Regions from separate parts of the Homo sapiens genome. Here region 2 is linked to region 1. A link is an interaction called in ENCODE POLR2A ChIA-PET data of the cell type or tissue named here. Cell type or tissue: PC-9. All regions are shown on one strand. Each heading gives the region's core, and the rest is flanking DNA. Links, peaks and the distances in the headings are about the cores only.

Region 1 (16,230 bases), core at 8,138-12,137:
AAGTAGGACAGGTGGAGAGGAGAGGCAAGAAGGAAGAGTCTGTGGGCTGAAAGAAAGAATGAACAAAATGGAAAAAATCGGCCAGGCACGGTGGCCCACACCTGTAATCCTAGCACTTTGGGAGGCCAAGGTGGGCAGATTGCCTGAGGTCAGGAGTTCAAGACCAGCCTGGCCAACCAACATGGTAAAACCCCATCTCTACTAAAAATACAAAAATTAGCCAGGTGTGGTGGTGCGTGCCTGTAATCCCAGCTACTGGAGAGGCTGAGGCAGGAGAATCACTTGAACCCAGGGAGGCAGAGGTTGCAAGTGAGCTGAGATCATGCCATTGCCCTCCAGCCTGGGTGACAGAGCAAAACTCTGCTCAAAAAAAAAAAAAAAAAAGGAAAAAATGGACATGGACAAGAGTGAAAAAAGGAGCTAGACCAGGTGTGGTGGCTCATTCCTGTAATCCCAGTGCTTTGGGAGGCTAATGTGGGAGGACTGCCTAAGGCCAGGAGTTCAAGACCTACCTAAGAAATAAAGAAAGACCCTCATCTCTACAAAAATTAAAATTAAAATTAAAAATTAAAAAAATAAAAGTAGCTAGGCTCACTCCAAGGGCAAACACTACTAATCATCTCACCACTATCTTTCTCACAAATGATGTTGACCTCCAGGAAATGAGTGACTCAGTGTTCACAATATGCTATTAAGAGCTTCAGACAGGTATGGAAGGGGGAAAATAACACCCAGGCATTGAAAAAGTTTGGAATACATTGAAATGATATTAGCTGTTATCTGTTATTATCTATGGGTAGTGGGATTATTCATGATTTTAATTCCTTCTTTTTACTTATCTATATTTTCTATTCTATGGTGAATGTGAACACTTGCAAATAAACTATTTTAATGGGCTACCAGTGATCTTTAATGAAAACACATTGTATTAGTCCGTTTTTATACTGCTATATAGAACTGCCCAAGACTGGGTAATTTATAAAGGAAAGAGGTTTAATTGACTCACAGTTCAGCATGGCTGGGGAGGCCTCAGGAAACTTAACCATGGCAGAAAGCAAAGGGGAAGCAATGCACCTTCTTCACAAGGCAGCAGGAAGGAGAATGAATGCAGGAGGAATTACCAAACACATAAAACCATCAGCTCTTGTGAGAACTCATCCACTGTCACAAGAACGGCATGGAGGAAACTGCTCCCATGATTCAATTGCCTCCACCTGTTCGCTCCCTTGACACACAGGGATTATGGGGATTACAATTCAAGATGAGATTTTGGGTGGGGACACAGCCAAACCATATCACACATTCTAATTAAAGGGTTCCTAAAGTTAAGTTCTTGATAATGACATTTGATCCACATGTGAAAAGGTAAAACTGAAAGATTAAGACTATCTTATTCAGTAGGCAGGTTTCGCAGAGATAGTGTGGGGTATGTCTCATTTCTATGTATGTAAATATTACCTCCGCCACCTTCCTCCAACCCACGAGGGCAGAAACAAACCTACAATCATCTTAGTAGCCCCTGCTCCTAGCACATTATCTGGTACAAGTAGATGCATGTTTAATAACTATTGTTTAATGAAAGAATGCATATTTGAGAAAATAGAACCCTCAAGCATAGCCCACATAAAAAAGGAGGTTCAGCATTTCCTTGCCATGTAACTAACTTACTTCATGACCTCAGAATTTGGGGGATTTGGGGGATTGTCTAGATGAAAACGAACCCCACGATAGAAAGCCTTTTGTGGGAGGCAGCTTCCGATGCGGCTCCCTGTGATCCTGCCTTCTTGTATTCACTTCTTTGTGTAAATCCCTTTCTTTTGCCTATGGACTGGACCTAGTGACTTCCTTTTTTTTTTTTTTTTTGAGACGCAGTTTCACTCTTTTTGCCCAGGCTGGAATGCAGTGGCGCAATCTCGGCTCACCACAACCTCCACCTCCCGGTTCAAGCGATTCTCCTGCCTCAGCCTCCCAAGTAGCTGGGATTAGAGGCACGTGCCGCCACACCTAGCTAATTTTGTATTTTTAGTAGAGATGGGGTTTCTCCAAGCTGGTCTCAAACTCCCGACCTCAGGCCATCTGCCTGCCTTGGCCTCCCAAAGTGCTGGGATTACAGGTGTGAGCCACCGTGCCCGGCTGTGACTTGCTTCTAAGAAACAGAATATTCAAATAGTGATGGGCAATTACTGCTAAGATTAAAACACAACAGACCTTCACTTCCATCTTGCCAGCACTCTCTCTTGCTCACATTTTCTTTCGTCCTCCTGCTTGCTTGATCTGATTAAAAACCAGCTGCCATGTTGTGAGATGCTCAACAAAGAGGCCCAGGTGACAAGGAATTGACCAGCTGCCCATGATAAACTGAATCTTGCCAGCTACCATGTGAATGAGATGACTACCCCATTGAAAGAGACCCAGCACCAGCCTGCTTGTATTCCTGTCCCTCAGAAAACTGCAAGATAACTAAGTGATAGGTAACTAAGATACCTTTCTTGCTTTTTTTTTTAAGCTATAGTCCTTTTCTAGTGTCAACTGTGCAGTTAGTTACTCAGAAAATTCACTCATCAATTTACTGTGATGTGAGGGAATCACTGGTTTGCAAACTACCTACAGGGTAATGTTTTAGATACTCTACAGCAATGTCCACTCCTGTGGATACTTCATGTAAAGGGACAGCCTCTCACAGGCCCCACTGCCTCTCATTATTGAAGGCAGCTGGCTCCTTCCTTAAACTGTAATCCTTTTTATCCTGCTTCCAGACTCAACCTTTTTATCTCAGGGGTGGAAAAACTTCAACCCTCGCCTTGACAAAATGAGTATAATCAGGCTTAGAAAGTGGAAATGGTTTGCTCACTTTCACACCACTAATCAGAGTCGGAGTTAGGAGATGAAACAGTAAGGTCTCGCCAGGCATGGTGGTGTGTGCCTGTAGTCCTAGCTACATGGGAAGCTGAGGTGGAAGGATCACTTGAGCCCAAGAGTGTATCTTCCTGCTCCTGGCCCAGGACAGATATCTGACCCTAATTCCATGCTCACAATCTGTGATGTGAGAGAACATTGCAAATTGAGCAATAGCTTCATATCTCTAACCGGAACTCCTAGGTTACCTCACCCTAGAGAGCGAGGCTTGCTTCTGTTTGGGTGCCAGGCTCACTCTTTCCCTGTGGACTTGCTGTCTTGAGGCTTGGTAAACCACAACTCAGAAACATTACCCTGAATCCTCCAAAGACTTTTTTTCCATGTAGTCAGCCTCTGCTCAGCCATGCAGAACTGCCTGGGATCTCAGAGCATGTTCACTGCTCTGTCCAACTTGATACACACTTAATACATTTACAGTTTGCTTCACCTTTAGTTCCCCTTTATTCCACCAGATTTATAATTTGGGGACAATACTTCCCATGTAGTAAATTCATGTTCACTAGTTGATATATCAAATGAATATGGTTTGATCTTGAATAAATACTTAAACTCAATTTAAACTTGGTTTGTTGGCTTACATTCTCCTGGTTAAGTTTTATTAGTGAAGCTATCAAACATATTAGTTTTAATAGTTGACAGGAAGTTTTTCAGTTGCATCACTGTGAAATTACTTGGGTTTTAAAAATTACATTGAAGGCCGGGAGCGGTGGCTCATGCCTGTAATCCCAGCACTTTGGGAGGCCGAGGCAGGTGGATCACAAGGTCAGGAGATCCAGACCACCCTGGCTAACACGGTGAAACCCCATCTCTACTAAAAATACAAAAAATTAGCTGGGCGTGGCGGCGTGCGCCTGTAGTCCCAGCTGCTGGGGAGGCTGAGGCAGGAGAATGACATGAACCCGGGAGGCAGAGCTTGCAGTGAACCGAGATCACGCCACTGCACTCCAGCCTGGGCGACAGAGCGAGACTCTGTCTCAAAAAAAAAAAAAAAAAAAAATTACATTGAAGCCAGCCATTGCTAAGGGAGATAAGTCTATACAGATAATCTGGCACCTGACTTGGGAATATTACACAAGCCACTGCTCATGAACTTGTGAAATCAAAGGCCTGCCAAGCCAGATAGAATTATACCAAGTCCACAACAGGAAGGAAAAGGGAGCAAAATAATTTAAAATGAAAGCATTCTTCTCTGTGTTCAATCCCATTCTACCTTGTGAATGAAGAAACACCTGTCATTACTTGTGACTTTTTTTTTTCTGAGACAGGGTCTTACTCTGTCACCCAAGCTGAAATGCAGTGGCACAGTCACAGCTCACTGCAGTCTCGACCTCCTGGGCTCAGGCAATCTTCTCACCTCAGCCTCCTGGGTACCTGGGACTAGAGATGTGCACCACCACACCTAATGTTTTGTAGAGATGGGGTTTCACCATGTTGCCCAGGCTAGTCTCAAACTCCTGCGCTCAATCAGTCTTCCCTCACCTCGGCCTCCCAAAGTGCTGGGATTGCAGGTGTGAGCCATTCAGTCCAGCCTAATTGTGACTTTCATCACTATACTTTTACAGGGTTTTTGTTTGTTCTGTTTGTTTTGAAACAGGCTACTCTGTCACCCAGGCTGGAGTACAGTGGTGTGATTACGGCTCTCTGTAGCCTCAAACTCCCAGGCTCAAGCAATCCTCCCACCTCAGCCTCCCAAGAACTTGGTCTACAGACATGTGCCATCACGCCTGGCTAATTTTTTGTAGAGATAGGTTCTCCCTACGTTGCCCAAGCTGGTCTCTAACTCCTGGGCTCAAGCAATCCTCCCACATCAGCCTCCTAAAGTGCTGGGATTATGGGCTTGAGCTACCACTCCTGGTCCTTTTACAGCTAAGGATGAGTCATAAATATGATTTCATGGCCGGGCGCGGTGGCTCACGCCTGTACAATCCCAGCACTTTGGGTGGCTGAGGCGGGCGGATCACGAGGTCAGGAGATTGAGACCATCCTGGTTAACACGGAGAAACCCCGTCTCTACTAAAAATACAAAAAAATTAGCCGGGCATGGTGACGGGCGCCTGTAGTCCCAGCTACTCAGGTGGCTGAGGCAGGAGAATGGCGTGAACCCGGGAGGCGGAGCTTGCAATAAGCCGCGATCCCGCCACTGCACTCCAGCCTGGGTGACAGAGTGAGACTCCATCTCAAAAAAAAAAAAAAAAAAAAAAAAGAGATTTCACTTGACTCTCTGACATAGTTTGGATGTTTGTCACCTCCAAATCTCATGTTGAAATATGACCCCCCATGTTGGAGGTGGGGGGAAGTGTTTTGGTCATGAGGGTGGATCCCTCATGAATGCCTTGGTGCCTTCCCCACAGTAATAAGTGAGTTCTCACTGTATTAGTTCATGTGAGAGCTGGTTGTTTAAGAACCTGTCTGTTTTTGGCCGGCCGCAGTGGCTCACGCCTGTAATCCCAGCACTTTGGGAGGCCGAGGCGGGCAGATCACGAGGTCAGGAGATCAAGACCATCCTGGCTAACATGGTGAAACCCTGTCTCTACTAAAAATACAAAAAACTAGCCGGCCGTGGTGGCGGGCACCTGTAGTCCCAGCTACTTGGGAGGCTGAGGCAGGAGAATGGAGTGAACCCGGGAGGTGGAGCTTGCAGTGAGCCAAGATTGCACCACTGCACTCCAACCTGGGCAACAGAGCGAGACTCCGTCTGGCAAAAAGAAAAAAAAAAAAAAGAAAGAAAAAAAAAGAACCTGTCCATTTTTTTTTTGCTCCCTCTCCTGCTGTGTAACATACCTGCTCCCTCTTTGCCTTACGCTGTGATCGTAGACTTCTTGATGCCTTTGCAGAAGCAGATGCCAGCAGTATCCTTCTTGTATAGTTTGCAGAACCATGAGTCAAAACAAACCTCTTTTCTTTATAAGTTACCCAGTCTGAGGTATTCCTTCATAGCAAAAAAAATGAACTAAGACACTCTCCCATCTCAGGGTTAGGATTATCGTAACACAGATGAGGAAGGAGAGGCTCAGGGAAGTTAAGTAACTTTCTCATTGATACATAAGCATCAGGACCAAAATGTGTTAGGACCAAAAACTCCTAGACCTTCTAACCTTAAACCAGGACTCTTTCCACCACTAGAATGATTCTCATCCTTTAATATGCATCAGAATTATCTGGAAAGCTTGGTGAAACAGAATGCTGGGCTCCACCCCCAGGACTTCTCTTTCAGTAGATTTGGGGTAGGCCCAAGCATTTGCATTTCTAACAGGTTCCCAGGTGCTGGTGCTGCTGCTCCTGGTCCACGTTTTGAGAACCACTGCACTGTCACAGACTGTCTGCAGGGGGAAGGATCCTAAGGGCTGCCTGCTGCCACACATGCTTTTTATAATCATGATATGAAAGAATGCGCTCAAAGATACTGTGAAGAAAAGTCAAAATAATTGGCAGAGAGCTAAAATGGCCAAGAATATTTTTACTTTTAATCCAATTCAACAGCCATTACATTTTTATTCAGTACTAGGACTTGTTGAAGGGATTACAAAAGACCTATTTCCACTATTTGGTATCTTCAAAGACCATATAATTTGGTCATGGAGTTCATACTGGCATTCAGGAAAGGAAAAGTAATAATACATACAGTTGGATAACAAAATGTGTGGCATCAACAAAGTTCTATTCCCACAGAACTTCAGAGAAGGAGGAGATCAGTGTTAACTAGACTAGCAAGGTAAGGCTTCACAGAAAATGTAGGTTTGGGACTTTGAAGAATGGTATTGAGGATATCTATTGCCATATAACAAACCATCCCAAAACTTAGTAGCTGTAGTAGCTGACACAATTTTTTTTTTTTGGTAGTTTCAATAGAAATGCAAGATTCTATTATTGAAATTAGTCACAGGCCAGACCAGATTCCAGGGGGAAAGAAGACTCCATCTCTCAATGCGGGAGTGGCATGTGTATACAGAAGAGAAGAAATTGATGGCAGCCATCCTAGGAGACAAGCTACTACAGATAGGCAGGCAGAGGAATCAACCCACGGCATAAAGATGCAAGAGCTAGATGAGAACCAAGAGGAGATCTGAAAGCTTGTATAAAAGAAAAATCAGAGGAGTTGAAAACTGAAATGAAGAGTCTGGGCCTGATCTAATAAACACTGAGGAATCACTGTACATTCTTAGGTAGCAAATTAGCTTTCAATCACTCCACACACCTGCGTGTACTGTTTGCTTCCTGGCACTTGGGTTAAGTGGTTTACATGCAAATGTACACAAGACAGGCATGGGCCAGCCACCATGGATCAGAATTCAGTGGGAGATGCAGATGAGTAAATAGGCAATCACAATTCGTTGTGATGACTGCTGACAAAGGGGAAGACGCAGGTGTTACGAGAGCCTCTAACTCAAATAAGGAGTCAGGAGGGAGAGGGAGGAGTGGCTGTTAGTGTTGTGTTGTCCTCTAATCAAGGTTCACGGGCAAGACTGGAGGAAGGCAAGAGAAGCCACGGAGACCAGTTAGAGAGCTGTAGGAATAGGTGATTAGAATTACACATTTTAAGCCGCCTCCTCCTCCATCTCTAATGAATGAAAACATAGCCGTGATAGGGAGCATGCCTAGAGCATGATGGGCTGTTCAAGTTGTTATAACAACCCTTCTAAAGATTTGCTTCCATCCGATATGAAGTCTTCTGATAAAATATGTAAAATGACAACACAGGTCAAAATGATATTGAGGCATTATTTTGCATACCTGGAGGGATCACATGCAAAGCAGCAGAGAAAGTGGAAACACGGGTGTGTTCTTTCCTCATGCTTCAGAAGCATGATTCCCACAGAAGAAGTTATACACTTGAGAGGCACAGAGTTACAGGCTAACATCAGCAAGGGGAGGAATTCTGGCTTTGATGCTCTTGTGTAAATTAGGTGAGCTCACATCTTTAAGACAACACCTCAAGTTGCTTATATGCTGTACTTACAACAATACCAGAGAGATCACTCTCTATTAAAAAGCAGGCTCCACTGGTCCTATTGCTTGCTGTCACCACCACTACCTATATCTGGGGCACTGCCAAATATACAGCAGAGTCTCAATAAATATCTAACTACCTTAAAAGGGCTTATCAAATTTTGTACAGATTACAGACAGTGATGGGGCTAGGTACACTCAGAATAATTAACTCCGTGTTCTAAACGCTACCAAGAGCTCTAAGTATGCAGTTAACTATTTAGAGAAATGGAGGAGCTTCCACTATACTACCAAGTACATAGGAAAAATATTTAAACCCAGCCCTGGTGTATACTACAATGGAATAACTTCTCTATGGAAAATGGTGGCAGCTGTCAATGAGGTGGCATCTCCTGCCTGTCACCCGTCTGTGACTATTTCTGTTCTGTTTTCAAATGCCTCTTTTCCTATTTGTTCTTTTCTAGCTTTCATTCAAGGCTTCCCCAGCAGCCGTGTAGGTGTTGTGAGGGAGGGAGGGAGCTGGTAGGTGTGTCCTTTTTCTTCTAGCTTGGGCTACTGCTATAATATTTCCTATCAGAGTAGAGGGGGAAGAAGTGGAGAGAAAACAACTCAGGAAATGAAAGAAGAGAAGAATGAGAAAGAAGAGGATCATATCAAGGAAAAAGAAAATGGAAGAGAAGTAGAGGCAACCTGAAGACTGAGGGAATGGGAGAGTCCTCATTATCTCAGGCAGGGCATGTGATACATATTAAGATAGGAATTGAGTAGAGGACACTGTAATCTGCAGTCAGCGAGGCATGTCCTTTGCTGGTGCTTTCCTCTGCTTTGCTTTTGCATTGTCATTTCACTGTTAATAGCACCTACCTTGTAAAGGGAGAGAAGAAATGAAATTGGGTTCACCATTTTAGAACTTAATAGGTTAAAACAACACAAATGTATTATCTTCACGTACTGGAGGTCGGAAGTCTGAAATGGGTCTCACTAGGCTAAAATCAAGGCAACAGCAGAGCTTTCTGGAAGTCTAGGTGAGAATCTGTTTCCTTACCTTTTCCAGCTTCTAGAGGCATCCCCTTGGTTCATGGCCCCCTTCCTTCATCTTGAAAGCCAGCAATGGCAGGCAGAATCCTCACATCTCATCACTCTCTCCTCTGTAGCCACGTCTTCTCTGACTCTGATTCTTCTGTCTCTGTCTTCCATTGTGATTATATTGGGCTCACCTGGATAAATTATGCTACATTCCCTATCTTAAGGTCAGCTAATTAATCTTAATTCCACCTGCACTCTTAATTCCCCTTTGCCCTGTAACCTAACATATTCATAGATTCTAGGGGTTAGGACGTGAACATCATTAGGGGGCCCATTATTCTGTTGACTGCAAAAACTATATAACTTTGCTGAAACTATACTATTTTCATTTTCCCCCTAATATTCTTAAAAAACAAGAACTCTGAATGTCAGTAATTTATTTTTTCCCTTTCTGGGTTTGCTAGAAACAGAAGTAACAATCCTAGCCATCTGTCATTTAAACAAAGGAAGATTTATTGCCTTTGACTAAAATGGCATTTGCCACAATAGCAATACTAAACACTTCAGCAAAGACAGAGTCTGTCTGGCAGAGGCAACAGCATGCCATCAGCACCTCTTCTTACCAGCGCGGCACAGTTCTCAGTGGTCTTGCATCCTTACCCTGGAAAGCAGTCAAGGGGATCTGGTGCTCTAATGATGGGCCAACAAGAGAGTGAGAGATTAAGATTGGGATTATATGGGTGTATTAAACATTTGAAAGGGACCTTTTAGACTACTTCAAATAGCTACCGTTTATGGAACACCTTCCTTGTGTCAGGACTTTGTTGGGTACTTTAGGTATAGTATCTGTGATCCTCAGAACAACTTCTCATGATGGGTATTACAAACAAGGAAACGGAGATTAAGAAATTCACCTGAGGTCATACAGCTATTAAATAGCAGAGAGAGAAAATAACTCCCCAGCTACCTGACTCTAAAGCCTTTGCCCCCTCATGCACAGAATAACTCACTGCAGAATTATCTAATGCCCATAAGGTAAGTGGTAGCAATGGAAATAGGTAGGAGTTCTGTTGCTGAGGCCCTGAAGTCACCAGGTTTTGTCCTCACCTCCTCAATCAACTAACTAAACAGCATTAACACCCCCAGTTTCCTGATTAGTGGTTTATCTAAAGTCCCATGAGTCAGTGGGCTCTAATTGTGAGTCTACTCTTTGTTTCTGATGTTACATCACTTCTCCTCAAAGATAGCTATATATTTACTTAGGAAGAAATTAAGAAAGTAGGCAAATAAATGAAGAAACTGAGCAAAGAAGAAAAAAATGAAAATTAGAGCACTTTTTTGTGTAAGAGGGAGTAGCTCAATTCTGTAGAACACTGAAAAAGTCATGGAACTACTGAGCTTTGTTCTGCGAAACTTGGAAACTATGATTTTCTATTATTTACTTGGCCTCTTTAGACTGCATCCTCAGAGGAAATGTATCTTTGAACTCAAATTCAGTATTTGATCAAACCATACAACTAAAAATGTTAATTAAAAACAAAGCCAAAACCAACAACAGCCTAAATATTGGGGAAAATTCCTTTTGTGAATTAAATTCACTTAGTAATAAATTCATTTTTTTAATTAAGGCTTTGCAAGCTTTCAGTTTATGAAAAGATGTTATTATTGATGGAATTCAGTTTTCCTGACAGCTTGGTATTATTTTTAAATCTAAGAATGCTCATCATTGTAGTAAGAGACATGGCCTAGTATCATGCAAAGACCTTTCCTAAGGTATGGCAAATCAGAGGATTTTCCCAGGCCCCATACAGTGCACAATGCCAAATTGTTGTTGGAATCCTTCAGAATAAGGAGTTTCTGTAATTTATCTTACACCCGTGGTAGCCAGCACATTGAGGGATCACATAGTGATAATAATAATGGTTAAATAAAGAAATGTGTATTTATATACATGTGTAAATTGACTCACAGAATCACATGAACAAATTTATTTTCTAAAGTAAAACAATTCAGGTAAAATTGTCCTCTTCTTTTCTGGTCCCCCACTCTTCAAAAACCCTCTTTCTTTTAGGCTTTCCCTTTCCACACTGTTATTGCCATTAATTTTATTTAGATTAGAAATCTGTACAAAAATGGTAGCAAAGAGGAGACAACGCATACATCTGACCTAGACTCCAAAGCTTTACAGATGGCCCATAGCATGGAGAGAAGCCAGGACAAATTTTAGCATAGTCTTCTACATTGCATCAATGTCATTACTTGAGTATCAACTTAAGGATCCTTACTCAAAATAGACTCAGGTGGCCTAGAAAAGTGCTTGAAATTTTCTGCCTATTCCATGGGGTAAACATTGAAGTTTGCTATTGTAATCATTCAAGTCAAATTTTTGTGTTAACACTGGCATTATTTATATTAGCTATGTAGTCACTCTGTGTTTTTTTATAAAAACTAAGTAGATAAGTTCAGAGTTTGGATAATGGTAAAAAGCCAGAAAATGTCTGGAACATAGAGAGAGGCCTGGGGTGGGGGTTGGAGAGGACTGTAGAGGTTAGGGACTTTGGGGAACTATAAGTCAGCATGAGGGTGCTGGATTCCATGGGTAAAGATAATACCACTGACAGGGAAAAAGAATGATAAAAGAGACTAACATTTAAAAAAAAAAATTATGTGCCAGGCAGGCCTTGTGTTAGATACTTGGCATATACAGACAAGAGAGTCACAGGAAGGAGAAGTTTTGTGCTTATTTACGGTCACTCAACCTACATTCAAATACATTTTTGTGTTGTTTTATTATATGATTTTTTAAGTTACAAAAAAAAAAAAGAGGGAAGAAGGAAAAGCAATAAGGCAAACTTGCCAATAGGTTCATGAACAAAAGTCAATTATGGAATGTGGCAGAAGGCAAATATAAATGTATTCAAAGTTTTACCTTTAACAATTACACTTGTGGTTCCAGTTATCTGTTGATAATATAAATTACTCCGTATTTAGTGACTCAAACAACAATTTTATTTCTCTCTCATGGGTCTGGAGTTTGGCTGGATTCAGCTAGGTAGTTCTTGCTGAGGGTCATTCATGGGGTTGTCATCGGATGGTGGCTGGTGATGGAAGCATCTGAAGACTTACTAATTGCAGCCGGGCATGGTGGCTCATGCCTACAATTCCAGCACTTTGGGAGACTGAGGTAGGAGGATTACTTGAGCTTAGGAGTTCAAGACCAGCCTGGGCAACATAGTGAGAACCCATTTCGATTTATTTAAAAAAAAAAATTAAAACCAAAAAGAAATGAAGGCTTACTACTTGCATATTTGGAGCCTGGGCTGGGAAGGCTCACACATTTGGTCCTCTTCTCTCTCTCTGTGGTTCTTCCACATGGTCTTTCCAGTGTTGTGGCTTCAGGGTAGGTGGTTTTCTTCCATGGCAGCTCAGGGCTCCAAAGGCACATGTTCTGAGAAAGAACTAGGTGGCAGCTGTATCACCCCTTATTACCCTGTCTCAGAGTTCACACAGCATCCTTCTGCTGCATTTAATCACAAAGGTCCACTCATGTTCCAAAGGAAGAGACACAGATTCCACCTCTTGTTGAGAGTAGTATTAAAGAATTGGTGGACACATTTTCAAACCACCATAATCTGCTCTCAGGCCACATATTATTTACATCCTTCCCACATGCAAAATATACTCACCCCCTCCCAAGACCTTCTGAAATTCTCATTTATTAAGACATTGGGCTCAGGCTCAAGGTCCAGGACTTTATCAGTGAAATCAGGTCACGTGTGGATAAAGATACTTGTGTGTGGTCCTGTGAGTACAGCTCACGTGGCATTCCTTGAGGTCTGAAAAATCTGTCAGCTAGTGAGACAAATTATCTCTCCCTCATACCCAATATACATAGTGGAGTAGGTATGGGGTAACCATTATAAATAATCCCATTCACAAAGGGAGAAAAAAGAGGCATGTGGCGACCTCCATAGCAAGTCTATTGTCTTTCACGGTTCTGGGGCTTGACTAAGCTAATCTAGATGGTTTTCGTTGAAGGGGTCTCATGAGCTTACAGCTAGATGGTGGCTGGTGCTGGAACCATCTGAAGGCTTGCTCACTCATATATATGGCACCTGGTCTGGGAGGACTTAAATAGCTGGGATTGGGAGCAGCTGGGCTTCTTCAGACACCTCTTTCTAACTCTATGTGATTTCCCTGTGGTCTCTTCAGCATGGTAGCTTCAGGGTAGCTATTCTTACATGGCAACCCAGAGCTCTAAAATGCAGGGGCATGGGGAAGCTGTATCACCTCTTATGACCCTGTCTCAAAAGTCACATAGTGTCTTTTCTGTCATATTCTATTTGTTGAGGCAGCACAAAGGCCACTTAGGTTCAAGAAAAGGGAACACAAGACTATATTTTTTACTGAGAAGTGTCAAAGATTTTGCAGACATGTTTTTAAACCACCACAACTGGAAGAAGGAAAAAGAACAAAAAGAAAAGCTTATGAACTGTTGCTGAAAAATTATGCTATATCCTATGGCACCAAATTGGTTGGTGGTTGCAGCCACAAATCTGAGTGATGATGGACAAAAACAGGTCAAGGGTCATATTCAAATGCATGAAATTATTTCAGCTTTTTGTTCCTCAAGAAAGACCTATTTCTTACTTCACTTACTGAAAGAGAGAGAGAGAGAGACAGAGAGAGAGAAAGGGAAAGAGAGAGAGAGACCCAAATGCTCTTTCAGGAAAGCTAAGTTCTAAAATGGAGGGTCGGCAAACTATGGCCTAGAAGTCAAATCTGGCCTATGGCCTGTTTCTGTATGGCCCAAGAGCTGAGAATGATTTTATGCTTTTAAAGAGAAAGAAGAAAGAGAAGAAGAAAAAGAAGGAAGAGGAAGGGAAGAAAAGGAGGAGGAAGGTGGAGACCCAGCAGCATATGCAACAGAGGCCATCTGTGGCCCGCAAAGCTAAACATACTCTGGCCCTTTGCAGAGAAGTTGACCCCTGTTTCAAAGCACTTTCAAATGTGTTTTCAGATGGTTTCCACAGCTAGAATAGCAAATATACCTTTAAAGTGCTTCTAATATATAGATTTTCCTCATAAAATGTAGTAATAACGCAGGACTTGTCCTATCAATTTTTTCTATTATATATTCAATCTCACATATACATATTCTCTCTCATTTATCCTCTACCCACCTACCAATATTCTCATCCCTCCCATAAAAAAACATAATCCTGGCTGGGCGTAGTGGCTCACGCCTATAATCCTAGAAGTTTCAGAGGCCGAGCCGGGAGGATTGCTTGAGTTCAGGAGTTCAAGACCAGCCTGGGCAACATAGTGAGATCTCATCTCTCCAAAAATAAAAATAAAAAATAAAAATCCTTTCTTTTCCCTTGTGTAATTTTCCTTCTCAAAAGCCATAAATGTTTCTTATTCCAAAATAAATCAAAACTCCTAATGCTTACAGGTCACTCATGATCTAGCCCATAACCCTATTTCCAGCCTCTTTGTCTACACCACTTATCTGTCCCTTTGTCCCCAGATTCCTATACAGCATCTACATTAGACTACTTGCTCTTCCTTGAAGAGTCCATGCCTTTCCATATACCCATGACTTTTCTCTTGTTCTTATATCCAGAAATGACCATTCTTGTCATATTGAAAATACGCTTATTTTTCATGTTTCCTGTGCCAATTCGCTAGTTGAAACTGTTGCTCAGTGTTCAGCATTCCCATGGCATGTCACTGTATGTAGATCTACATAACACTTGTTTCATTCTGTTTGCAGTTATTTATATACATGTCTTTTTCCTCAAATAGAAAAGCTCCTTCAAGGCAAGTGCTATTTCTTAGTCATCTTGATATCCAGTAAATACACTAATAGGTCCGGCATGGTGGCTCGTGCCTGTAATCCCAGCACTTTGGGAGGCCGAGGCTGGCGGATCACTTGAGGTCAGGAGTTTGAGACCAGCCTGGCCAACATGGCAAAACCCCATCTCTACTAAAAATACAAAAAAAATTGGCCGGGTGGGGTGGCATGGGCCTGTAATTCCAATTACTTGGGAGGCTGAGGCAGGAGAATCTCTTGAACCTAGGAGGGAGAGAGAGGTTGCAGTGAGCCGAGTTCGCACCATTGCACTCTAGCCTGGGCAATAGAGCTAGACTCCATCTCAAAAAATATATATATATACACACACATACACACACACACACACTAATAATTGTTAAACAAATGATAGAGTAAATGATCCCAGATCCTTTTTTATTTTTCTCTGAAAACATACCCTTTCCCCAGAGTTCATCCAAAGGCGCAACTCTGGTGTTCAAGCTGATCTGTTTCTGTTCTTACTCTTCTGGCTTCCTATTCCCAGAGCCTTTAAATTCTGGAAGAAATCAGCCTACATTCTTTCTAGCAATTTTATGACCCCAGTTTCATTAAATCATTCTCTTAGCACTTCAAAACTCCATCTGTTCCCCAACATGACTTTCCACTGAGCCTAGCTCAACTGCATGCATTTCATCATCATCCACTCCTTTCAACAGCTTCACAGTGCATAAACCACATATGTACCTGTAAGACCACCACCATATTTTTCTTACCTTTTCTTACATTAAAAACAAAAAACAAAAAACAAAAAAAACAAGGCTGGGCATGGTGGCTCACATCTGTAATCCCAGCACTTTGGGAGGCTGAGATGGGAGAATCACTTGAGCTCAGGAGTTCAAGACCAGCCCGGGCAACAGAGTGAGACTCTGTCTCCACAAAAAATTTTAAAAATTAGTTGGATGTGGTGATGTGCACCTGTAGTCCCAGTTATTCAAGGCTCTGAGGCAGGAGGATCACTTGAGCCCAGGAAGTCGAGGCTGCAGTGAGCCATGATCATGCTACTGCACTCCAGCCTTGGCAACAGAGTGAGACTCTGTATTTTAAAAACCACAAGAACATGAAGTTTCATTACCAACTACCTTTATATAGCTAACTGACCATGACTTTTGGAGAAGGGGAATATTATTTTTACCAGTCACATAAAAAGATATAAAAATTATTCTTTAATAGGAAAAAAGAAGAGTGACATGATAAAGGAAAAAGATGGACCTTGAACCAAAATGCCTAGAGGTCATTTGAGAACTTGCATACTACCTTCTGGAACAACACGTTGTTTTTCTCTCTTTTTTTTTCTTCCTAATTTCCTTGAAGTGGTAGAGGACCTTTCCGCTTCTTGGAACCGTGTTCATGGTGTGACTTGACTATTGGAGAATGTGGGAAGAGTGGTTTCTGATTCCTTTTAAGAAGATACTCAACAAGGGAGGAGGCCATAAGGCAGAATCAGAAGGGTTTAAGGAATACACTGT
Region 2 (16,230 bases), core at 4,683-8,682, 89 kb before region 1:
ACTCCTGGGCTCAAGCAGTCCTCCTGCCTCAGCCTCCCAAAGCGCTGGGATTACAGGGATGAGCCACCAAACCTGGCCCCAAAGAGTTTTTTAAAAGGTGGGATGGGTACTGATAACTGTGGACAGGGAATGGTGTAGCCACACCGGCCTCTGGTGCCTCTGATGCCAGACTCTGAGTCAGCAGAGGGGTGGGCTTCACACCCCTTTCCTGATCCTCAGGGGCATCAGTCATTGTGCTTAGGAACAACTCACTTCATAGCCAGTAGTCACTTTTGGGCCACCAAGAAGCTGCATCCAGCTGGCCAGACTAAAGGGAGACCCATTTCATCAGCCCTAGTCAGTAGCGCACCTCCCCTCCTCAAGCAGCCCAGCAGCCTTCTTTCAGCTCTCTCCCCTATCTCCTGGATGAGGACCAGCTGCTGGCACTCTTGTCCCTCTTGCTTTTCCTTTGATTTCTTGGGGAGTAATTCAGGCCCTGAGAATATGATTTAAAAGCAGCTTGGCTTCCAACCCTTTCCACTGTGTTTGGGGTGACCTTTATTCTCCATCTATAGCCTGGAGTTTGGCTTGGGGTGGAGAAGCACAGCCCCACAGCATCAGGCTTCTCACCAACCATCCAAACGCTTTCTGGAGAGAGAAACTCACTGGAGATAGTTCCACACATGGTCTGGAGCTGCCAGGTTGGGTTTTACAAATATAGATACAGCTTCTATCTTATTCTTTATTGCTCTCTTCAATGCCCTCTGACAGTGCATTCAAGCAGGCTGACAAGGAAGTGGATGAGCAGATTGAGAAACGCCACAGAATGCTTATGAAGCCAACTCCAGAGCTGCGCCCGCATTTAATATAAATTGATTTATTGAATCAAGCACAGAAGCCCTGTTACAGAAACCCCAGGCTTTATCCTCTTGAGGACCACCTAATAAAGCAGCCCCAACTGACACTCCTCATTAGCTTTTCCACGGATCCCAAGGCGGTTTTTAAAGGGACAGTGTCCCTCTTTGGGGCCCAAATTTATGTGTTGGCCATGCCTGTGGGTCTAATTAGCTCAGCGTTATTAGCCTACCTTAGAAAGCCTACATTTTTGAACAGCTTGACTCTTGAGTTTTACAGAGTAATTGAAAAATTCAAACTCAGTACTTTTCCCTCTTTCTGCTTTTAATCACTCTTAACCCAATCTTCGGAAATTTACCTGCAGATGTCTCTGGCATTTTGGGGACACAGAAGGATCTCTCAGTCCCACCCCAGTGTAAATCCTGATGTTGCCGTCATGCCACAGACCTACCTCATGGGGAGGCTTTTTACACTCACCAGAGAAATATCACATTTTAATTTTATAATTACTTCACAAGAAAGCAGGCCTTTCCCTAGTGAAACCTGGTATTCATTTCCTCTCAGCAACTTGTATTTTCATAATTTAATGATTACGGGCCACCTTGGCAGCAGTCTGATTGCTGAAAGCACTCTGAAAATCTGACCTTGTAGAGACAGGGGCAGGGGGGATCATTTCAGAGAATTTTAACCCCAAACCTCAATAGATTATCCAGGATGGAGAATGGCTGGGCCAGGGATTAGGCACCTGAAAAGTCCCTGTGTTCCAAATTCCAACGGGGCTGGAGTCCAACTCAGAATGGGTCAGCCCCACATGGGGAGGGGCCTCTCCCGGGGCTTCCAGAGCTGAGATGATGAATGGTTATTTGCTATGTGCATGTTCTGCATCTTTTCAAGATTTGCAGCTCTAGCTGCAGGAGCAGCAGGGAAGAAAGCGGGCCCTGCTGTGTGCAGCACATCTCCTGACAGTGATGAATGACTCCCTGCTCCCTGCCCTCCTGCGCAGGAGGCCAGTGGAAGCTATGGGGTCTTTACGAATGGTTGCAAGCCAAGACAGACAGGCTTTGTCAGACCACAGGGAGGAGAAAGAAAAGAGATGCCCCACCAGCTCGCTCCCCATTGATCATCACTCACCCTACACACGCATGCACGCATGAATGCACTCACACACGTCTCTCTGCTTCAATGAGTAAAAGTTTATTGTCCTAAAGTGGCTGAACTATTTCCAAGCCTTTCTTCCCCCCTCAGACCCTTCAAACACTCACAGCATTTATATCTATTATCCACATACGCTTAAGCAGAGTCACACGGCGCTTCCCCTGTGACTGGTGTTTGGGGTTGTACAGTATGTATGTGATAAGAACATAGCTGCAAGTCATCTGGGGAAGTTTGGGGATGTCAAGTGCTTATAAAAATCTCTCTTAAAGTAGTGTCCTTTTAACCAAGAAGGCCCTGTAGACACTTACCATCTATTTGACAGGCTTGTATTGTACACCTACTACACAGTAGATGTTGAGTAGCAGTTAAGAGCAAGGATGCTGGAGCCAGACTGCCTAGCTGGGCCAATCCCCACCACAGATCATTTTGCCACTGTCAGCCTTGGTTTCCCCATTTGTAAAATGAAGCTAATAATGGTACTTGAGGCCAGGTGTAGTGGCTCACGCCTGTAATCCCAACACTTTGGGAGGCTGAAGCGGGTGGATCCTTTGAGGCCATGAGTTCAAGACCAGCCTGGGCAACATGGGGAGACCCTGTTTCTATAAAAAATACAAAAATGTTCTGGGTGTGTTGGCACGTGCCTATAGTCCCAGCTACCTGGGAGCCTGAGGTGGGCAGAACACTTGAGCCCAGGAAGTCAAGGCTGCAATGAGCTGTGATGATACCACTGCACTCCAGCCTGGGCAAAAGAACAAGATCCTATCTCAAACAAACAAAACAGTACTTGATAATAGTTGGGATATTATGGGTTAGTAAGGTTGAGTGCATTGAACAAAGCCTGGCATATAATAGCGCGTGATGAGTTTCTAATACTATAATCATTAGCTATTATGGAGAGTGAAAGGGTCAGCAAGAGCTGCTGCTGGCCTCAGGAGGTCTACAGTCTGTTGCTGAAATGCTGCCTCTGCAAGGTAATGAGAAGCTAGAAAACAAAAAGACAAAGGAAGGCAGTTTCGAGAAGAAACTAAAGTCAGATCAGGTCTGCTGGCTGCCTCTGCCTAGCAGGTCTGTCCTGCAGCATGGCAGATGAAGATGGGTTTGACACAGAAAACGTAGAGCTCTTGTCTGTCAGAAGAGACACCATCACTACAGCCAGGAAGCCCGTTGCCAGCCCCTCTGTCCCAGGCACTATTTGATAGGATGTTTTTTGGTTTGGGGACTTTTTTTTTTTTTTTTTTAAAGAGACAGTCTCACTCCACTCTGTTGCCCAGGCTGGAGTGCAGTGGTGTGATCTCAGCCCACTGCAACCTCCGCCTCCCAGATTCAAGCGATTTTGATGCCTCAGCCTCCTGAGTAGCTGGGATTAAAGGCGTGCACCAACATGCTGGGCTAATTTTTGTATTTTTAGTAGAGACAAGGTTTCACCATGTTGGCCTGGCTGGTCTGGAACTCCTGAGCTCAAGTAATCTGCCCACCTCAGCCTCCCAAAGTGCTGGGATTACAGGTGTGAGCCACACTGCACTCAGCTGATGCTGGACCTTTTAATGTACTCCTGTAGTCTTCCAAACCATACCCAAGAAGCTGGGAGGGTCAAGCCCATCTGTGGTTAAAGCATGTCCTTGCGTAGGAAGGATTTCATCATATAGGACTATGTTAGCTTTAAAGAGATTGCCACGTGGCCCAAGACTGGCTTTTTTTTTTGAGACGGAGTTTCACTCTTGTTGCCCAGGCTGGAGTGCAATGAATGGCGTGATCTCGGCTCACTGCAACCTCCGCTTCCTGGGTTCAAGCGATTCTCCTGCCTCGGCCTCCCGAGTAGCTGGGATTACAGGCATGTGCCACCACGCCCAGCTAATTTTGTATTTTTAGTAGAGATGGGGTTTCTCCATGTTGGTCAGGCTGGTTGTGAACTCCCAACCTCAGGTGATCCGCCCGCCTCAGCCTCCCAAAGTGCTAGGATTACAGTCGTGAGCCACCACGCCCGGCCTTTCTGGAAATTTATTGAACAATATCATTTCACCTTTAAACCTATTCTTCAAACTTCCACAGTGGGGGAAGTAGATCTGTTGGGACATATGTATAAATAACTAAAGCAAGACAAAAGATAAGAGTTATACAAAAAGGTTTGAAGAAAATGCCTGTGGCTGTGGTGGAGGGAGTAGTTGTTTTGAGAGGGGAGATTGGGATTGGGGAGGACTTCCTGGAGAAGATTGTTTGAACCAAAGATCTGGATTACGAGAGGGGTTTCAAGAAGTTTGGAGAGAAGGACATTCGGAGCAAAGGGCACTGTGCCAGCAGAAGCCCAGAGGAGTGAAAATGTGATGTGTGTTTTGGGAATTTGGAAGCCAGAGATAATATTCAAAATATTTGGACAATCAAAATGGACAAGTAGGCCCCAGCTGGGCTGCAGCAGGGTCCTAGAAGCCTCCCTGCTGTGCCAGGCATTAACCCTTTATTTACTGTTACCTCTTGGGGATTCTAGGGGAGAGTCCAGAGCAGCAGATGGGGGCATTCATGGAGACTGAGACAGCCATTGTTTGCTGACTAGCATGGAACGTTTCAATGTTTTAGCCCTTCGTGTGCAGTTATATTGGTGTGTATCAGCTAGATAACAGTCCCGGGAGGCTCACATAAGTGACATGTCAGAGGGAGCAAGAGGGTGTAGAGCAGTGGTGGGCAGTGAAGCAAACCATGAAACTAGGTAATTACATTGGAGTCAGCTCATGGGGAACTTTGAATGCCAGGCTAAGGATGCCAATAATGAACAGAATTTTATTTTCCCACCCTTAAGAGCTCCACACCTTAAGGGTGGAATATGACGTATGAAAATTACACACAAGGCAGAAATATAGAGCTGACAATATGTATATCCAGGACATATAGGGGACTACTAGGAGAAGAGGGAGGGGGTGTGAGCTGAAAAACTACCTATTGGGTACTGTGCTGACACTTGGGTGATGGGACCATTTGTACCTCAAACCTTAGCATCACACAATATACCAGTGTAACAAAGCTGCCCATGTACCTCCTGAATCCAAAATAAATAATAAATGAATAAAAATACAATTTTTATCAGTGACTTAGAAGATGATTTAAGAAAAAAGAAAAGGACCTATGGGCTAATTCTCAGCCTATTTTTAGGATCCCATTTCTAAGGAAATTCCAGAGAAGTAGGTACACTACCACTCCTGAAATTTTCCAGGTACTCACAAACCCACCAAGGAAACATTTTCCTGTGTCCAACCAACACTCTTTCAGTTACAATTAGTTCACTCTTACCAGAGCTTGATAAATTTTCTGCTTTTCCCAGCTCTCCAGGTTTCCCAGCAGGAAATTGGCACAGCTGGTTTCGAGCTGATAATCCTATGAAGATGGTCACCTGCGGTGGCCTGGGGGCCTCTTCATCTAAATCAGCTGTGGTGATGGTTTCAAACTCCTTGCTTCTGGGCTTACCCTAGTAATCCACACACAAGAGCTGGAGAGCCACCACTCCAAACCCTGAAAAATCTCATCCTACCACCACCGTCCTCTTACCTTCAGACAAGTAAATCAAGGACTTATTAAGAGAGAGGCTAAAGTTTTGTGTCTGTTCCTTGCTGGAGAGCTGAAAGCAGATCTCTCTGTAAGAGCCAGGAAGGCTGATAACAAAGATGCCAGCGGTGTTTCAGAACTAGTGTGTTGTCAGTTGCCTCTCTCCTTTGTTGTAATCAGATCATAAGGAAAGCTTCAGAAGCCTCATGAGGGGATGGAACACATTCACTTTTTGTTCTTCACCTGGTTGCTCTGGCAAAAGCTGTAGTATTCTGCCATATTCCAGGTTCAGATTCTGCTGAGATGGGATCAGCCTTGTCAGTCTTCCAGGGTAGATCAGATGCTATGTATCACTCTCTGTACCTAAAGGACAAGGCACAGAGCTTCATCTCTGTGGGACAATCAGTTTCAACTACTATTCATTAAGTGAACCAGGTATTAGGTTGGGCATTGAAGATACAAAGCAGAAAAAAACAGTGCCAACCCTCATGGTGTTTACAGTCTAGTGTCAGGACAGGGCCATATATGGATGATTACAGTTTCATACAAAACTAATAGACAAAGGTTTACCTACATTGAAGCTTTGTCATCTGGGGCAATTACTGAAAACATTTCAGGGTCTATTTTATCTGCTGAATTAGAATCTCTATGGATTCTGCATTTTTTAATAAGCACCCCAGGCGATTGCTGTATATCCTTAAACATTGACTTTGGGCAGCCCTAGAGTTTGTTACAATGGATATGAATAACAGTTTGCAGAAGTGGTCGGTTAAAGAGCGCTGGGCAGCCTGGGCTGTCAAAGTATTGTGACTCCTGGGCTGCTGGTGGTCTTTGCCCCTGGTTATCCCCTTGCTATTGCTTGGGAATGTCTTTGTCCACCTGCAGTGAGCCAGTGACTGTTCATAAGGTGCCAGTAGACTGGACTGGCAGTGGCTGATAAGGGATGGTAAAGCCTTCAGGTGCAACGGTGGGTCAGGGTCAAATTAGGCCTCCTCTTTTTCCTTTTTGTGCCCATAACCTGGATAGTCCAGGCTTCACACATAGTATAAATACATGGGATAGGTCAGGAGACCATGCTGCCCAGGGCATTTAACTTAATGGTTTCTGATTCCTGCTCATCTTCAGTAAATGCTACACACCCCATCTCCAAGGCCTGATCCTCTGGGTCACATTGGATCACCCTATAGAAAACTGGGCACCTAGGTATGAAAATTTGGAGTCTGAGTTTATTGCACCTGAGCACTTTGAACGTCAAAGCTCAGGTTAAATCTAATTCTATAGTGATCTTGTACATCTGCAGTATTGTTAAGAGACAACCCTAGTTTTCAACCCTAGGAGTACTGGTATGTTTTAACTTCTATGCGACTGACCATTATAAAAACCTAGAATGTGAAGATGAGCTTAAATTTTTTTTTTACAATTTAATTTTAGGAAGAGAATTAATAATTAAACATTCTTTTGCATCTCATGCCATTTTGTGGCATTTATGCAGATTCCTAGCTCTTCACAGAGGCACAGAGAAGCGTGGTTAAGAGTGTAACTGTTGGGACAGACCTGAAGTGAGCTTGACCCCTATTTCCTCCCAGATATATGACCTCTCTTATGCCTCCATTTTCTTATTTGTGTAATGAGGATAATGTTTCTATCTAGCTTACAGTGTTACAGTGAGGATTATGTAAGTTTTTAAAAATATAAATCCTTAGTGCCTGGAACAAAAAGATTGCATAATAAACATTGGGGTATGTGAAAATCCGTTAACTGCTGGGCGTGAGGTGACAGCAGAAAATTTAACAATGGCTGCCTTTGCTCTCCATCCTCTGAAACAACAGGGCCACCTGGATGCAGGAGCTAAGAGTGTGGTATTCCTCCCTTTGGTAAATATCGACAGCTGTTACTCAGGCCTGCGCTTCTTGCCTTGGCGGCCTGAATAATATGGGGGTTAGTAGAAGATTTCAGAAGAGTATGGGAAGCTACAAGATAAGCCTCTATTTCACCTGAAAATTTTGGGAGTGAGGTAGAAGGACTTCATTTGTAGGCTTGTGCAAAACTCTCATGGTTTTTAAAGATAAAACAGAAGACTCAAAGCACTGATACTTGAGATCTGCACCGTGTAATGTTATCAGTTCAAAGGCACTTGGGTGGAAAGCCTTGAAATGATGTAGCATAGGTTAAAGTCCCTGCATGTGGCTTCTCCCAGGGGACACTGCAGGACTCTGCTCCATGATATGAATATCCATCTGAGCAGAGTGGGAGAAGCTTCGTGAGGGAAAGCCGCAAGGGCCGACACAGAGGAACTGCCTGTGCAGCAGAAACCCTCTTTGTAATTAATAATCTGTTTGCTATTTTCACCCCACCATTTGTAGCTATGGGGTCCATTTTGTTCATATCCTGATTTGTATATATTGACTTGATCTCATACAGTATAAAGGGAATGTCAATGAAATTCATGTTTATTTCAGAATAAATGGTCTCTGAGAAAGCTGAAATCACTTCACATTTGTGTGCTCATGAAGTAAGGGTCTCTGATTCATATCGGTGGAGAGAGCTAAATGTTATTGATTAGAATATGAAGCTGTTACGGCCAAGTGTGAATGCACACCAAGTGGATACTGAATCAGAAATAATTTCCAAATCTGGAATTTCCTTAAGAGTCATTCATAATGTTTTATCCTGAAATATTATTAGTTCTGTTTTATACATACACATGATTACTTTTTTTAAAAATACTGATTTTTTTCCAAGTGCATCCTTTTCTGCTGCTGAACTCAGCCTACGAATCAAAAGGTGACTTTCACTTTGTTTACTTTATTCTACTCCGTATACCCAGCACCTGTGCCAGTGCCCGGCACCTACTAGGTGCTCAGTAAATACTTGCAAATGAATCCAATAGAACCCATTGTTTTTATCTGGTCAAAGCCTGAGCTCCTAATTTGGAAGCTACTTAGAGCAGGTTCTGTTCTTCTACCAAACTTTGAGCTGTGGGTAGGGACCCATTCACAGGATTGTGAAATCAGTTTAGTATATGGAGAGCAGCATTTTAAACAAATTGAATAGCACAGGATAGAAAGAAAATATCGGTGTATATCACATAGTTAGGGTAAATATTGTTTTTTGCCGTGTGTTTGTGCATATGTTGGGTTAACAGGATTGATATATTTCTTACCACCGGTGAAACCTCTGCTGTAACCCAGTAGAGTCTCCCAAAGAACATTGACCAGCAAAATGAGAGCAATCTCTGTTGCCTCTTGCTATTTTCCATAGGCCTGGTGAGAAGAAGAATCTTTAGGCCAAAAGAGAGAAATGTTTACTACTCTCAGAACTCCAGGCAGGGTCTGGCTCAGGCGTGCTGATAGGGAGAAGTGGGGAGGTAGGCATTTTCCTAGGGACTGTTGGTTAAACCTACCAATCAGGTGATTTCCTCCAGGGCAGCTGCATTGTCGGGGACCAGAGCTTGGGCCCCATTATGGAGAGTTTTCATGGAGGAAAAAAAGCCAGCAGCCTTTCTTGTGGCTAAGGAGATGAGCAGGTGGTAGCCAGGTATGCACAAGCTAGGCTGCTACCAGCCCTCTTCTGTTTATCACCAAATATTAATCACACTCACAATTCAAAGGTACTATTTGTGCCTGAATCTAACTTGCACTATATTAGCAGAAGTCTATCAGGTTGTTCACAGCTTAAGGCCTATAGGCTTCAACTAATTTAAAGAACACTCCAAGGACCAAAGAAAGAAAACAAGGTAGCATTTGTTTGGAGAGCTTCCATCCCACAGGGTAACTTTCCCAGGGATCATATCATTCAGATACCTACTGAAAATATCTTCCAACACATAAATTCAGGAACCCAATGAGCCAAAATATGACCCCCAAAACTAGATTTATACATACTTAAAGCCTGCTATACAATGATGAGCCTGGGGCGAGATGTTGGGTCCATCTCCAAACATTCTAAGCCCCAAAACTCCCAGCTGGATAGAGGGTGTTTCGCAGCCTCTTCAGACTCACCCTGGGGACTGATCCTTGCTCCACAACCCTGACTTGAGCCTGCTGTTGTTAAGCATGCCTCAGATTCACTCTCCTTCACAGTGCAGCTCTGTCTTTCCAGCAGACAGTTTCCATCCAAAGGCAAAGTGAATCTTAGAAACCGGGAAAAAAAGACTCTAAAAGATGACATTTAAAATATAATAGTAAGATCTAACCAAACATCAGACTCTTCTTGTGTTGCCTTAAAGGACACACACACACACACACACACACACACACACACACACACGCTTTCTCTCTCTTTCATGTAGTGAGGGGGGAAGAGCTGGCTGCCTGCTGTAAGGCCGCTTGAAGGTTCAGAAAGCAGCCTCCATTTACTGAGCACTGTGGTTAGACTTGGGGCCTGATTCCTTTGGAAATACAGATGGCTGGCAGAAAAAAAGGAAGCACGAGGTGGTTGCCAATCCTGCATTGCTTTTTGCAGGAAGGTCTCAGGAGAGTGGGTGTGGGGAGAGGGGAGTCAAGGGAGAGCCTCTGTGGATTCCAGAATTGCTTAACTGGGGTCATGCCAAGCTCTTAAAAGCCACAAGTAGCATTTGGGCTCCAGGCTTATGTCTGTTCCTGTCCAGCCAGGCCTGGGTGGTGTTTCATCCCAGGCCTCCTGAGATTTAAGCTACTGCTGAGATTTTGTTATAGAAAGGCAAGAAGGGGGACCGAAGATGTTTCTGTGCTCCGGCCTCCTCCCAAACCCAACCAGCCCCTGTGGAATGTGCCTCTGCCGGGCTAGGACTTGGTTTCTAATGAGAAGAAAACAAGGCTGCCTGTGGCTTTCTCCTCCCTCCTGGAGGGGCACTGAGCTCCCAGCTAAGGAAAAAAAAAAAAAAAAAGGGCTCCTTTTATGACTATTTCAATCTAACCCAGCTATACCTTCTTTAGATTATTATCTCTGAGGCATCCTTCTGAGTATCTGAGTCCTCATTTTAGAGGAGAACAATGGACTGTTCTGGATAAAGTTGCACGGGTATGCTCCTTCATGCTTACAGTAGAAAAAGTATGAATTAGGTGGCTTGATTGCTCAGCAGGAAGTGGTTTTTCCTACGGGGATGTGCTGTGTCTTCCTGCTTACGGTTGCCTGTTAGCTCTACATCTGCATGGAAGAAAGAATGAGGCTCCGAAGACCTTAATAGCCACAACTGATGGCCAAATAGCACCTTATCCTTCACAAAGGATGTTCCCAGACATGTTTGCCCTTAATCCTTGCAACCATCCTATGAAGTGTCCAGTTGAAGAGGCAGATTCAGTGAGGTCTGAGGGATTTTCCCAGGTTCATACAGCCAGTTCACATGACGATTGAGATGTGACTTCAGAACCTCTGACCCCAAGCCTGGTGTGCTTTAATACCACAGTGGGCTCTGCCAGGAGGGAAGAGAGACTCCAGGAAGGAAGATCCCCAGGGGAGAAGAGGCAGCCAAGGCAATGTCTAGAGATTAGTGGAAGAATGTGACTCACTGGTGTGTGTCATTGGAGCTGCACAAGTGAATTGTTGAGATTATGCTGTCCCCGAAGGGAGCATAATAGGGTCCCCTGTTATACCCCCCGGAGGGGATCACGTTCCTCTCGTTCCTCTTAAATGACTTTGAAGTCTTGCTAAGGGAATTAAGACTTAGGGAAACAAGTGGTATTTCTCTCTCTCTCTCTCTCTCTCTCTCTCTCTCTCTCTGTAGCTCAAGGTCATGACTTAGAAGAGAAGGGAGATCGTGGGAAGTGATTTATGTTGATGATGCCAAAGTGTGAACTCTAGGTTCCTGGCCCATGGGTTAAGCAATCAGAGTAGGGGCTCTTCCTGGAAATGGAGGAATCCAGCAAAGACTAGGAAGAACTTTAAAGGAGGAACTTGCCTTTAAACCAAGTTAGAAAATTGTCTTGGTAACACCATATACACTGGTGAATAGCTGTGGCAAAAAAACTGCCATTCTGACGTGGTACTAAGGAACTGAGAAAGGAATAGACGAGAGAATCATAAATGTTATTTTTTATGATTTTATAACTATTTGTATATATACTAATAATAAAGGGGAACTTGAAATTTTAATATAAGTAGGTAAACATATGTCAGAGGTATCACCAATGGGAACCCAGCCATGAATATTAGCCATAGAAAAGCTAGCTATTAAGGCAGAGTGAATGGGGGATATCTTTAGAGGGAAACTGACATGCTAAGGGAGAGATACCAGCCTTTGTTCATTCATTCATCCATTTAGCTTGTGTCTACTTTATGTCTACCATGTGCTTGCACAATTGTAGATACAAAGATAGACAGGTAAATAGGAAGAAAGTCTGTGCCTTTATGGAGTTAATGTGCAGGATGTTGGGACAGAAGGTAAACAAATTAATAAGAGCATTTCAGATTGTGCTTGAAGCACTGAAGCAGGATGAGCAGGAGCAGAGAACGCCAGACTTGTAGATGAGTGGTCAGGGGAGGCCTTTCCAAGTGATGTCCAGGAGCCAGCATGGCAGGATCAAAGGGAAGAATGGCCCAGACAGAAGGAATGACCAGGCCCCCTGGTGTGTCAAAAAAAAAAAACAAACAAACAAGAAAGCCATTGTTACAAGGCGTAGCAGAGTGATCGACGATGTCAGAGTGCAAAGGCCAGATCATGGAGGGCCTCATCATTGGATTGTATTTTAAGATGACGGGAATTCAGTGGAGAACTTTAAGGTGGAGAGTGATGCTTGTGGATTAAAAGAGAAATGTGGGAGATTTGCTAGCAGGCCTCCCAGCTATGAGGACAGTGTGAGCAAAGCTTTACTGAAGGGATGTATAAAATTGCCACAAAGACAAAGTATGTTTATGGTGGAGAAGTCCTATAACTGCTGCTCATTAGGGTAAAAGGGCTTCGGTGTGGCTGCATGGGCATCTCAAATTCAGATGTTCATAGAGAATGTCTGAGCCTGTAAGGACAGCACCTAGCCCACTAGGGCAAAGGTGGGAAAGGGGTGCTTGTGAGTGAGCATCAGCCGGAACAGCATAGTCAGACATAGAAAGCAGCCGAACAAGGAGACTCTTTGCTTTTGTTTTGCAAATATATTATGGAACAAGAAAATACGAATAAAGCCTCTGCATAGGGAAGGTAGTATTAATTTGCTTGCTTAACCAAATATTTATTGGGTACCCATTATATGTTGAGCACTCTTGTAGGTATAGGAGATGCCATAGGTAGCAAAACAAAAATCTATCCCCATAGAACTTAAAGGGCATGAAGAAGCAGTAGAAAAAATAACCATAGTAAGGAAGTAAAATTCTTTAACTGTTAGGTGGTGGTGGATGCTATGGAAAAAAAATAAAGCAGGAAAGGGGACTAGGAAATTTGGGGGACAGGAACAATGTTAAAGAAGACCATCTGGTTACTTGGCTTTTATTTAGATCGCAATAGAAAACCTTTGATGGGTTTCAGTAGGGTAATGACATGACCTGACATTCTAAAATAATTACTCCAGTTGCTCTGAGAACAGGAGTAAGGGAAAATCAGAACAGTTTTCAACACTCTCACTGCCATCCACCTGGTGACATCATCCTAGCACCATCGCCTCTTGCCTAGATCATTGCACAGAGGCCTGATGGATCCGTCCCAATAATGTAGGCAAGAAACTATGGTGCTAGGGCTCTGACAGCAGGGAAGGTGTTGAAATCTGAGGATTCTGGATTTGTTTGAAAGGTAGAGATGACAGTATTTGACATAATGTTAATAGACAAAATACTCAATCCTTGTTGTGTTACTGGAAAATTGAGAAGGTGACAAGTTCTAGCAAAGAAAAGTATCAAAAAGCTTTGCCACAGGTGGAGACAGGATCAGGAACATGTTTAGCCATAAGGTAGGAAGAATAGCAGGACCAAGGAGAGAAACTGGCCTGAGAGCTTCAACAAGGGAGTGAGAGAGGAAAAATGATTCAGAATTGGAATCTCAGAGGTGGGGGGTGTTCTTGCTGCAGGCCACATGACCAGGGTGATGATGGGGAACAGAGAAGAAGGTCAGCAGGAAGTGAGCTAGGAGTTTTAAAGCGAGGAATCCAAAAGCACCACCAAATTCTAAGAAAATGCTGAGAATGACATCCTGGGAAAGAGTGAAAAAGCAATCTGAACCTAGGCTGAAGTCATCGGGGCAGGTGGGAGAATGTCCTGAAAGGCTGGTGGGTAAGGGAGGGGGATATGAGGCAGATGGAGGGACTGACAGAAGGGCAGTGAGAGAGCCTCAGCCTAGAAGGATGGGGTTGATGTAGGAACTATAAGCATCACTCATGTGCCTTAGGAGCAAGAGGGATTTGAAGGAATGTCGTCCACTGGAGGTGGTATGATCAGGAGAGCCAGCTTAGGTTCAATAAGGCAGGCTCAATTAGTAATCTGTTCTTGTTGGGTAAGGTTCCTAGATTGGGTGAATACTGTATGCATAGATATATTCTGAGTTTGTAAGAAATCGGATTGTTTCTTCTCTCAGCCTTTTGGACAAGATGGAGAAATACTGAGTGGATAATGGTTCAGTTAAGTTGCTTCATAGATAGCCCAAGAGCTATTCCAGGAGAGTTGAAATCCATGAGGACAGTGTCCATCTGGATCAGTGTTGACAGCCTTTTTAAATCCTAAACACCTCCTCTTTAAACATTAATATCTCATTGTCCACCCTCTACTGTTGAGTCTGTCTTCTGTGCTTCTCCACCAGACAAGATTCTGCCGAGCTTTATACCATCTGTTTTTTGTATTGAAAAGGAAATTGCCCGGTGTAGTGGCTTACGCCTGTAATCCCAGCTCTTTGGGAGGCCAAGGCAGGCGTATGACCTGAGGTCAGGAGTTTAATACCAGCCTGGCTAACATGGTGAAATCCCGTTTCTACTAAAAATACAAAAAATTAGCTGGGGGTAGTGGCGCACGCCTGTAATCCCAGCTACTCGGGATGCTGAGGCAGGAGAATCACTTGAACCCAGGAGGTAGAGGTTGCAGTGAGCCAAGATCGCACCATTGCACCTAAGCTTGGGCGACAAGAGTGAAACTCCATCTCAAAAAAATAAATAAATAAAAATAAAAAATAAAAAGGAAATTGATAGGTTCTTCATTTTCATGAAAAAGGATACTGCTGAATTTGATGTTTTTGAATTGCTTTCCTTCACATGCCTGAAATGTTGCCACCCCCCTTGTGTGGTTAGCTTGGCCAGTAGGAAGGTCTCTAATGATTCCACTTAGCAATTTTTTCAGTGATGTGGATGAAGATGGCAGGGCTGCTTATCAAATTTAACATGATATAGCATAGACAGCTGATATTTTGGATGGAAGGATCTGAGTTCAGGAAGTTGTCAGTGAGTTGGAACAATGGACTAAAACTAACAAGATAAAATTAATAAGGGCAATGGAGTCCTCCCTTCAGGGTAAAATATCTATTGTGTGTGTCATTATAAACTAGAGGAGACCATGAGCCAAAAAAAACATTCTCAGGTCTTTTTTCTTGTGGACTAGGGTTTTTCATTTGTTTTCATTCAGAGTCTCCATATGTAACCCTAAAAAAAAATACACATAATGGAAATAGCTTTGTTAATTTTTAAAAAATGCAAGGCCCAAATCAAAAGAAGTAATAATTTTTTTTCTTATTTGGACCACATCTTAAGTGTTTTCAGTTCCGGGTACCATTTTTTGAGGACACTGGCCAACCAGAAAGACCCTAGAGGGCCACCACCACAGTATTCAGTGCTCAGTTACTGTTTGTTGGATGCATGGGGACTAGAGTGGTTAGGATCCTCCAGGTCCTGTGAAGAACAGTTGAAAGAACTAAGGAAAAGGAAACTTTGAGATAGTTCTCTTTAAACAATTGAAGAGCTCTCAAGCAGAAAATAGTCTGGATTTATTTCATGTTTTTCCAGATGGGCCAGCGGGTTTGGGTCAGTTTAAGAAAGAATTTCCCAGAGCTGTTCTCCAATGGAATGGGCTGACATTAAGTACCGTTAAACTCCTAGGACAGTGACTTTCTGTGGCAGTCCATTCAGGAGAGGCCAGGAACCAAGGTTAGGTGTATTGTAGAAGGGATTCCTACACTTGGGGTACAGCTGTCTTGGTGGCATTTCAGTCTTATTGCTGAACTGCTCCTTCCAGGAAGTCCAAACCAACAGTGGCTTTTTTTTTTACAGCTTTGCACAATCAACATTACAAAGGAAACTATTACTTTAAAAAAGTATTTAATGGAAACTTCTGAGAATAATGCCTCTCAGTTTGGGAAAGCCAAGAATTTAGCAACCCTTTTAAGCCTTGCATTTTTTTTCTCATCTAAAAAAATGATTCAGTTGGCCTCATAAATACTCATTAAGGAATTGGCCCAAAATATTAATAAGAGTTTGTCTAGAAAATCTTTCCTAAGCCTTTCAGTTTTGCTATCTCGTAACAAATAATATAATCTCTGGTCAGTCATATTATTGTAAAACTAGCGAGTGATTTGTTTGGGGCGCTAGTTCTTAAAAATTTAATTAGGATTTCAAAAATCTTAGGATGTGGTGTAGAAGAATTGGTTCTATGACTAGACACTCTCTATTCATCTCAAATCCAAAGTACCTTCATGTCTTGGAGCTCTCAAGCTTCACTCTCCTATCTTCCCCCAAATGAGAAAGAAGGAAGCCAAGGACAAGCTGGAAGCATAAATTCAAGCCTATAGCCTTGACATGGACTATAATATAAAACAGACAGGCCTTCCAAGTG

What was found. Peaks named below come from ENCODE experiments on the same cell type or tissue, not always from the same donor. Only the 100,000 strongest peaks of a DNase experiment are listed, where the experiment ranks them.
Region 2: POLR2A ChIA-PET joins it to region 1 with 7 read pairs; 7 of 35 experiments call an interaction of 5 or more read pairs at or near these places.

The regions. Positions count from the first base shown.
Region 1 is chr12:62,612,343-62,628,572 of GRCh38, reverse strand. It overlaps MIRLET7IHG (MIRLET7I host gene), which reads right to left. Exons shown (of 2, transcript NR_186001.1): 2 at 6,359-14,968. Among named protein-coding and RNA genes, the nearest start is that of MIRLET7I, 17 kb to the right of the region's middle. In PC-9, for the core only: no CTCF peak of the experiment used is centred there; a DNase peak (open chromatin) is centred at 10,122; H3K27ac peaks cover 464 bases.
Region 2 is chr12:62,697,535-62,713,764 of GRCh38, reverse strand. The region is part of intron 6 of PPM1H (protein phosphatase, Mg2+/Mn2+ dependent 1H); the gene reads left to right. Among named protein-coding and RNA genes, the nearest start is that of MIRLET7I, 100 kb to the right of the region's middle. RefSeq lists enhancers at 9,347-9,948, 11,157-11,760. In PC-9, for the core only: no CTCF peak of the experiment used is centred there; no DNase peak of the experiment used is centred there.